Regions from separate parts of the Homo sapiens genome. Here region 2 is linked to region 1. Evidence: read pairs that join two places in POLR2A ChIA-PET (ENCODE). Cell type or tissue: PC-9. All regions are shown on one strand. Region 1 has its middle 19 kb from the start of ATL2. Region 2 overlaps LOC107985869 (a long non-coding RNA gene).

Region 1 (4,000 bases):
AGCTAGACACAAAAGTTCTCCAAGTCCCCACTAGATTAGCTAGATACAGAGCACTGATTGGTGCATTTACAAACCTTGAGCTAGATACAGATTGCTGATTGGTGTATTTACAATCCCTTAGCTAGACATAAAGGTTCTCTAAGTCCCCACTAGACTCTGGAGTCCAGCTGGCTTCACCAAGTGGATCCCACACCAGGGTTGCAGGTGGGGCTGCCTGCCAGTCCTGCACCTTGCGTCCGCACTCCTCAGCCCTTGGGCGGTGGATGGGACCTGGTGCCATGGAGGAGGGGGCGGTGCTCGTCGGGGAGGCTCGGGCGGCGCAGGAGCCCATGGCGGCAGGGGGAGGCTCAGGCATGGCGGGCTGCAGGTCCCCAGCCCTGCCCTGTGGGGAGGCAGCTAAGGCTTGGTGAGAAATCGAGCACGGGGGACCCAGCACACCCTCTGCAGCTGCTGGCCCAGGTGCTAAGCCCCTCACTGCTCGGGCAGGCATGGTCTGCCAAGCCCATGCCCACCCGGAACTCGCGCTGGCCTGCAAGTGCCACATGCAGCCCCAGTTCCCGCCCGCACCTCTCCCTCCACACCTCCCCGCAAGCTGAGGGAGCCGGCTCCGGCCTCGGCCAGCCCAGAAAGGGGCTTCCACAGTGCAGCGGCGGGTTGAAGGGCTCCTCAAGCGTGGCCAGAGTGGGCGCTGAAGCCGAGGAGGCGCTGAGAGTGAGCGAGGGCTGTGAGGGCTGCCAGCACACTGTCACCTCTCACCAGCACTTTGGGAGACTGAGACAGGCGGATCACCTGAGATCAGGAGTTTGAGACCAGCCTGGCCAATATGGCCAAACCTTGTCTCTACTAAAAATACAAAAATTAGCCAGGCGCAGTGGCAGTCACCTGTAATCCCAGCTACTCAGGAGGCTGAGGCAGGAGAATCGCCTGAACCCGGGAGACGGAGGTTGCAGTGAGCTGAGATCATGCCACTGCACTACAGCCTGGACCACAGAGCCAGACTCTGTCTCAAAAAAAAAAGAAAAAAGGCCAGGCACGGTGGTTCACACCTGTAATCCCAACACTTTGAGAGGCCAAGGCGGGCAGATCACGAGGTCAGGAGTTTGAGACAAGCCTGGCCAACATGGTGAAAACCCATCTCTACTAAAAATGCAAAAATTAGCCAGGTGTGGTGGGCACCTGTAATCCTAGCTACTCGGAAGGCTGAGACAGGAGAATCGTTTGAACCCAGGAGGTGGAGGTTGCAGTGAGCTGAGATCGTGCCACTGCACTCCAGCCTGGGCAACAGAGCAAGACTCCACCTCAAAAAAAAAAAAAAAAAAAAAAGATGGTTTTTAATGGTCATAATCATGACATGGGGATTAAAGAAGGAAGAAAATTGGACCTTGAGAAACATATAGAGAGAGCTAATAAAACAGAGTCTATCTGAACCAGTTTTCAGAATCCATTTGGGACAGGCATATCAAAATAGGATGTGTGTGTGTCTGTGGGTAGAGGATGGTAGAAGAAATACATTCCTGAAAAGAATATTGTGGTAAGATCCCTGTAAGCATGTCAGCTAGTAATTGTATACTGTCACTAATGGGAACAGGCTTGTTCTGCAAGCTGAAATCATGATCAGCAGGTAATCAGATCTAGCGCTCCGGGGCTTCCCATGACTCAGTGACTGTTGTACACTAGAAACAAGGGGATGTTTTATTCTCTACTCTTCTGCTATCAGGGTTGGCCAGCTTCCCAAGGTTTGTGGGGAGAGGGAGGAGGGCTGTGAGGTTCAGGGTGTTTTTTTCTTTGGAGATGGGACTCATGTCTCTGATCTCCTGAAATCCCTCATCAATGTATTTGCTTTTCATTCTCTGAACTGGCTATAACTTTTTTTTTTTTTTTTGGAGACAGAATCTCGCTCTGTTGCCCAGGTTGGAGTGCAGTGGTGTGATCTTGGCTCACTGCAACCTCTGCCTCCTGGGTTCAAGCAATTCTCCTGCCTCAGCCTCCCAAGTAGCTGGGATTACAGGTGTGTGTCACCACATATGGCGATTTTTTTTTTTTTTTGAGTTGGAGTCCCGCTCTGTTGCCCAGGCTGGAGTGCAGTGGCATGATAGTGGCTCACTGCAACCTCCACCTCCCGGGTTCAAGCAATTCTCTTGTCTCAGCCTCCTGAGTAACTGGGACTACAGGTGCCTGCCACCACACCTGGCTAATTTTTGTACTTGTAATAGAGATGGGGTTTCACTGTATTGGTCAGGCTGGTGTCAAAACTCTTGACCTTAGCTGATCCTCCCGCCTTGGCATCCCAAAGTGCTGGGATTACAGACGTGAACCACCGCACCCAGCCAGTTAATATTTGTATTGTTAGTAGAGATGGGATTTTCACCATGTTGCCTAGGCTAGCCTCTAACTCCTGGCCTCAACTGATCCACCCTCCTCGGCTTCCCAAAGTGCTGGGATTGCAAGCATGAGCCACCAAGCCTGGCCAACTTGCGTTTTTGTTTTTGTTTTTTTTAACTCTTACTTTAGGTTCAGGGTTACATGAGCAGGTTTGTTATATAGGTTAATTGCATGTCACTGGGGTTTGGTCTACAGATTATTTCATCATCCAGGTAATAAGCATAGTGCCAGATAGGTAGTTTTTCCCACCATCCTCTTCCCACCATCCATCCTCAAGTCGGCCTGAGTGTCTGTTGTTCCCTTCTTTGTGTCCATGTGTACTTGATGTTTAGCTCCCATTTATAAGTGAGAACACGCAGGACTTGGTTTCTGTTCCAGTGTTAGTTCACTAAGGATAATGGCCTCCGGCTTCATTCATGTCCCTGCGAAGGACATGATCTCATTCTTTTTATGGCTGCATTTTTTGACTTTTTAATGATACCCATTGTGACTGGTGTGAGATGGTATCTCATTGTGGTTTTGATTTGCATTTCTCTAGTGATTAGTAACGTTGAGCATTTTGTGGCTTGTTGGCCACATGTATGTCTTTTTTTGAAAAGTGTCTGTTCTTGTCCTGTGCTCACTTTTTAATGGAGTTGTTTGTTTTTTGCTTGTAAATTTAAGTTCCTTATAGATTCTGGTTATTAGACCTTTGTCACGAGTATAGTTTGCAAATAGTTTCTCCCATTCTGTAGGTTGTCTGTTTACTACTCTGTTGATAGTTTCTTTTGCTGTGTGGAAACTTTAGTTCAATTAGGTTCCATTTATGAATTTTTGTTTTTGTTGCAGTTGTTTTTGGCATTTTTGTCATGAAATCTTTGCCCAGTCCTATGTCCAGAATGGTATTTCCTAGGTTATCTTCCAAGGTTTTTATGGTTTTAGGTTTTATGTTTAAATCTTTAATTGGTCTTGAGTTGATTTTTATATATGGTGTAAGGAAGGGGTCCAGTTTCAATCTTCCACATATAGCTAGCCAGTTATCCTGGAACCGTTTATTGAATAGGGAGTCCTTTCCCCATTGCTTGTTTTTGTCAACTCTGTCAAAGATCAGATGGTTGTAGGAGTGTGGCATTATTTCTGGGCTTTCTATTCTGTTCCATTGGTCTATGTGTCTGTTTTGGTACTGCTACCGTGCTGTTTTGGTTACTATACTGGCTATGACTCTTGAGTTAGGTCCATTAGGTAACTCCATGGGCATTTTTGATTAGGTAGCCAGGGGCCATGAGTTCAAATGCTTGAGATGGGCCAGGCAGATAGCACAAGTGTGAAATGGAGTCTGTGGCAAGTTGGAGAATCTATTTCTGATCAAAGGGGGACCCACTAGTCAGCTTCAGACAGTGGTCACTATATAAGTAGACTGGCTCCGGTGGTCAGATCTTCAGATAGTTTTTTAAACCAGAAATCTACTTTTTTTTTTTTTTTTTTTTTGAGGCAGTGTCTTGGTTTGTTGCCTAGGCTAAAATGCAGTGGCACGATGATGGCTCACTGCAGTGTTGACATCCTGGGCTTAGCAATCCACCCACCCTCAGCCTCCCAGGTAGCTAGGACTATAGCCATGTACCACTACACCCAGGTAATT
Region 2 (4,000 bases), 610 kb after region 1:
AGGGCCGCACTGCTCCATTGAGCAGGTGTCCAGGCAGGAATAGAGATTCTGGTTAGAGTGGGTGGAAGTAGACCGGGCTCTAAGGCCATAGAAATATGTCTGTGTGACAGATTGGGCCACTCGTCCCCCACCCTCTGCAGTGTTGTACACAATAGCTTCCACATTATCCTAAACACAGACCACAACTCATCCACTGAGCAGTTTTTGCTGCTACAATCCTCAATCTCCTGAAAAATCAAAATACACTCTCTGATCTTGGCACGAACGCTTGCTCTCACTTGTGGGCCTTTTCCATGGACTTTTATGTCTCTGTTTATTTTGTGTTTCATGAGTGGCTCATGCCTTTAAAGGAAATGCACTAACCTTGGCCTGTCATTATGGTCCTGTGCTCGCCCCGCTCCTGGGATGGGTGAGCCTGGGCTTTTAATTTGCTGTGATGGGAGATAATTGTTGCTTGAGTTTCCACCTCTGAAAATAAACCGGGGTGGTGCTTCCCGGCTGGAAATCCACAGAAGCAAGCTCACCCCTGGGGCCTGTGCCAGGGGAGGCTTAAGCCATCGCTGGAGTGACTGATCTTAACATCCCTCACTCCTTTCCTTTTCTGGATTTCAAAACATACAATTAGTGTTTTCTTTAAGAGCCCAAGATGGCAAAGTTACGAAAGTTCGGGAGACTTTTCGATATTGTATGCAAGAATTCTAGAGGTGGGACTCCGGGAGACCAGTAACACATTTGATGGTGGAAGCTCTGTTATTCCAGGTCACTGTGTGAGGCGAGGTGGAGTGGAGCCCCCAGCCAACCGGCACTGAACATTTAGTGAGATTGAGAAGTAAGCTCATTGTTAGCTACTAAGATTTGGGAGTTGTTTGTTGCCACAGCATAAACTAGCCTACCCTGACTATAAAAATACATGAAGCACTTAGCATAGTCCCTAGAGCATCACAGCCTCATAATAAGTGATAACTCTTATTTTGATAGAGCTGTCTTGAAGCAATCACACAGAGTCTAGCACAGTTCTGAGCAAATGCTTGTATACTTTTTTACAATGACAGAGGATGAGTTCAAAGTCAGCAGAGGCTATCAGAACCCAGGAAAATACTGGGCCCAAGAGAAACGAAACCCTTTCCAGAAATGGGAGAGAGAGGACTGCTATTTGCCCCCACGTGTACAGTCAAGTCATCATATGCTCCAGTTTTCACTAACTAGAAACTTGTTCCCATTTTACTCTCAGTGAAGTTATTTCTGAGGCCTGAGTCTGATGCATTCTCAGCTCAGAATATCAGGTAACAGAAGCTAGATACCTGATCCTCAAATTTGTCATTAATTACTTAGTGCAGAAACCAAGGTGTCATAAGGGTATTTTTTTTTTTTTTATTTCGCTCAGTAAGTTATAAAACTCTAAGAACCTCAGTTACATTAGCGTAAAGGCAGCCGCAGTTGAAGAAGCTGACCATTTTTTCCAGGGCAGTATTTAGTGCCAAAAGGAGTTTATTACATTTATTACAAATAAGAAGAGGCAGTGCAGGTAGAAGTTAAGAGTGTGGCCTTGGGTGCCCACCCACAAGATGTAGGCTTACATTCTAATTCCTTAACTACAAGGTGGTATGGGTTTAAGAACTTAGAGCTATTCTTTATGCACGGGGATCACTCAGTAAATAATAAGCCTCATTATACACACTGAATTGGTTGATGATTTTTAACATTTATATTATTGTTTTAGTCATTTATTTATTCAAAAAATATTTGCTTCAAACTTTCTCAGTGCCACTACCTCACTTAATCTTCTCAGTGACTCTATAAGATCAGGAAAATTGCTCTCACTTTATAAGTAATTAAATAGAGGCACAGAGACAGTAATCTTAAGACCACATAGCCAGTTAAATGGAAGAGCTGAGTTTAAACCCAGATCTTAAATAGGAAAATCCTACAAAGTCTTAGTTCATTGGGAAGTAGATCTTGTGAGTAAATTCAAAAATCTTCACAGCTTCTAAAAAGGGGGAAGAGATTGTTCTAATACCACCCAGCCCACTCTGAGGTCCAGTTTGTATGTGATAGGGATATTTAATATAGAAAGGTATGTTGACAAGGGCGTGAGTCATCTCCTGAAGATAAATACCATCTGTGCATGGAACATGTGGTTAAATAAGGGAAATGCCTGTCAATAAAGAGTGGCCATCTCCCCTGAAAGCCGTGCAGACCCAACACGGTAGCCAAGGGCCACTATTCATTGCTCTCTCACCCGAGAGGTCTCTTGAAGAAGGATGCAGAGTTGGACCTCGAAATCAGTCATTCAACACACGTCTAAATATTTTCTAGCAAGGTAAACACTCTCTCAGGCATCTTACCTTCATATAGCTTCATTGCATGATAAAGTGATTCTATCTCAGGAAAAAAAAAATCATGGATAAAAAGAGAGACTTGCATGTTTAGACTCTTGTCATTAACAATGCACACAAAGAGCTACTGTGATCACCGGTGTTACCTGGACCAAAAAGGGGTAAAGAGGGCTGAAGTGTTTTATGAGTTAGCCCATTCCTTGATAACTTCAGCTTTTAAGTTTTGCCAGCTGCTGCCAAGCTGGAAAATTAGATGCATTGTATTTCATTATGTTTCATTCATTAATTCAACCAATGTTGCTTGGGCACCCTCTAATGAACTTAATGAGTGTGGCCAGGTTGTGTGAGTAAGGCAAAGATGAATTCCCTGCCCTGGGGAGCTTGCAGTCTGGTAGGAGACAGAAGTACCCCAAACGAAGGTTCTAGAAAAGCAGGGCCAAACACAAAGTACTAGCTGCTGTCCAGGAGTGGAGTGGAGTCTGGACCGGAAGATGATGACAGTATTTGAGTCAGGTTTTACCAAAATACTTGTATTACTGGTAAGCTCAGTGTGCATTCTCTGGCTAAGCCCTGAGAGGTAGGGAACTGGAGTCCTGTGAAAGAACCTGCTTCCCTGCCACTGGGGCCCTGCACCTCCCTGGTCTCTAGCAGATGCTGCCTCTCCATTCAGCACAGAAATGGGAAGCCTACCCCTCTCCACCAGATCTCACAAGACCCCTCATCAGTAGGGCCCCTTCAGCCTCTGACTCACCCATTCCAGTGCTCAGTCTGAGGTGCCTGTGGGAAGAAAAGACCCATGGCTGGGTGGGTGCCTATCCTCTCTCTCTAGACTCAACACCACCTGCCTAAGCACAGACTCTTCCTTGATCTAAAACAAAAAGCCCCCATGTACATCCATTCTTTGAAACAATGCCTGGGGCTAGGGAAATGATCTCCCCTAGAGTGACTGTAATTCATCATTCCAAACTGAGAAACTGTAGAGAGTGGCAAATGCAAGCCGGAAGGGACTCTAGAACCATAGTCCTAAGCCAGGACCATCCCAGGAAAACAGATCTTGCAACCATTCTTGTTCCCAATTACATCCAGTCTCTGCTGGCCCTGCCACAGGCTCTGGGGACTCAGTGCTTTATGGGTGCTGCATTTACATTTGCTGGCCAAGAGATGCAAAATAAAACCATGGTCAAATTTCAATTGCCTGCCTGGAAATATAAGACCAGTACCCAGGAAGTGGAATAAAGAGCTGGTTTAGGGGTTTGAACTTCCACCAAATTGACTCAACCACCATGTAACCGGAGGCCCCAGTTTTTGGGACATAGCTGTCTATAGTCTGATTGGTGGCATTTTTCAGGCAGAATAAGGAAATTATATCAGTCAAGAATGCATTTGTCCTAATTTGTACTGATTTGCTGCTGCCCGTTCAAAGGATCTTATTTAAGACCAGAGTAATTTGTTTTCTGTGCTGCCTTGAACAAAACTCCTCCCTGCACTTGAGCGTATAATATTTGTAGACATTTGTCTTCAGGCTAGTGCAGTAATCTTCCTTGTATGCAACTGGGTTTTCTCTGAAAAGACAGTTGTTTAAAGTTCAGCCCAACGTTTATTGACTTTTTTTGTGCTTGTATCTACAGAGAAATCATAGTCACTGGTTTGAACGGACTAATCAA

What was found. Peaks named below come from ENCODE experiments on the same cell type or tissue, not always from the same donor. Only the 100,000 strongest peaks of a DNase experiment are listed, where the experiment ranks them.
Region 2: POLR2A ChIA-PET joins it to region 1 with 5 read pairs; 1 of 35 experiments calls an interaction of 5 or more read pairs at or near these places.

Annotation. Positions count from the first base shown.
Region 1 is chr2:38,393,884-38,397,883 of GRCh38, reverse strand. No RefSeq gene overlaps it. Among named protein-coding and RNA genes, the nearest start is that of ATL2, 19 kb to the right of the region's middle. RefSeq lists an enhancer at 394-894 and a silencer at 2,791-2,991. In PC-9, no CTCF peak of the experiment used is centred here; DNase peaks (open chromatin) are centred at 1,633 and 2,863; H3K27ac peaks cover 2,440 bases.
Region 2 is chr2:37,779,322-37,783,321 of GRCh38, reverse strand. All of the region lies in intron 2 of LOC107985869 (a long non-coding RNA gene), which reads right to left. Among named protein-coding and RNA genes, the nearest start is that of PIRAT1, 95 kb to the left of the region's middle. In PC-9, no CTCF peak of the experiment used is centred here; a DNase peak (open chromatin) is centred at 2,091.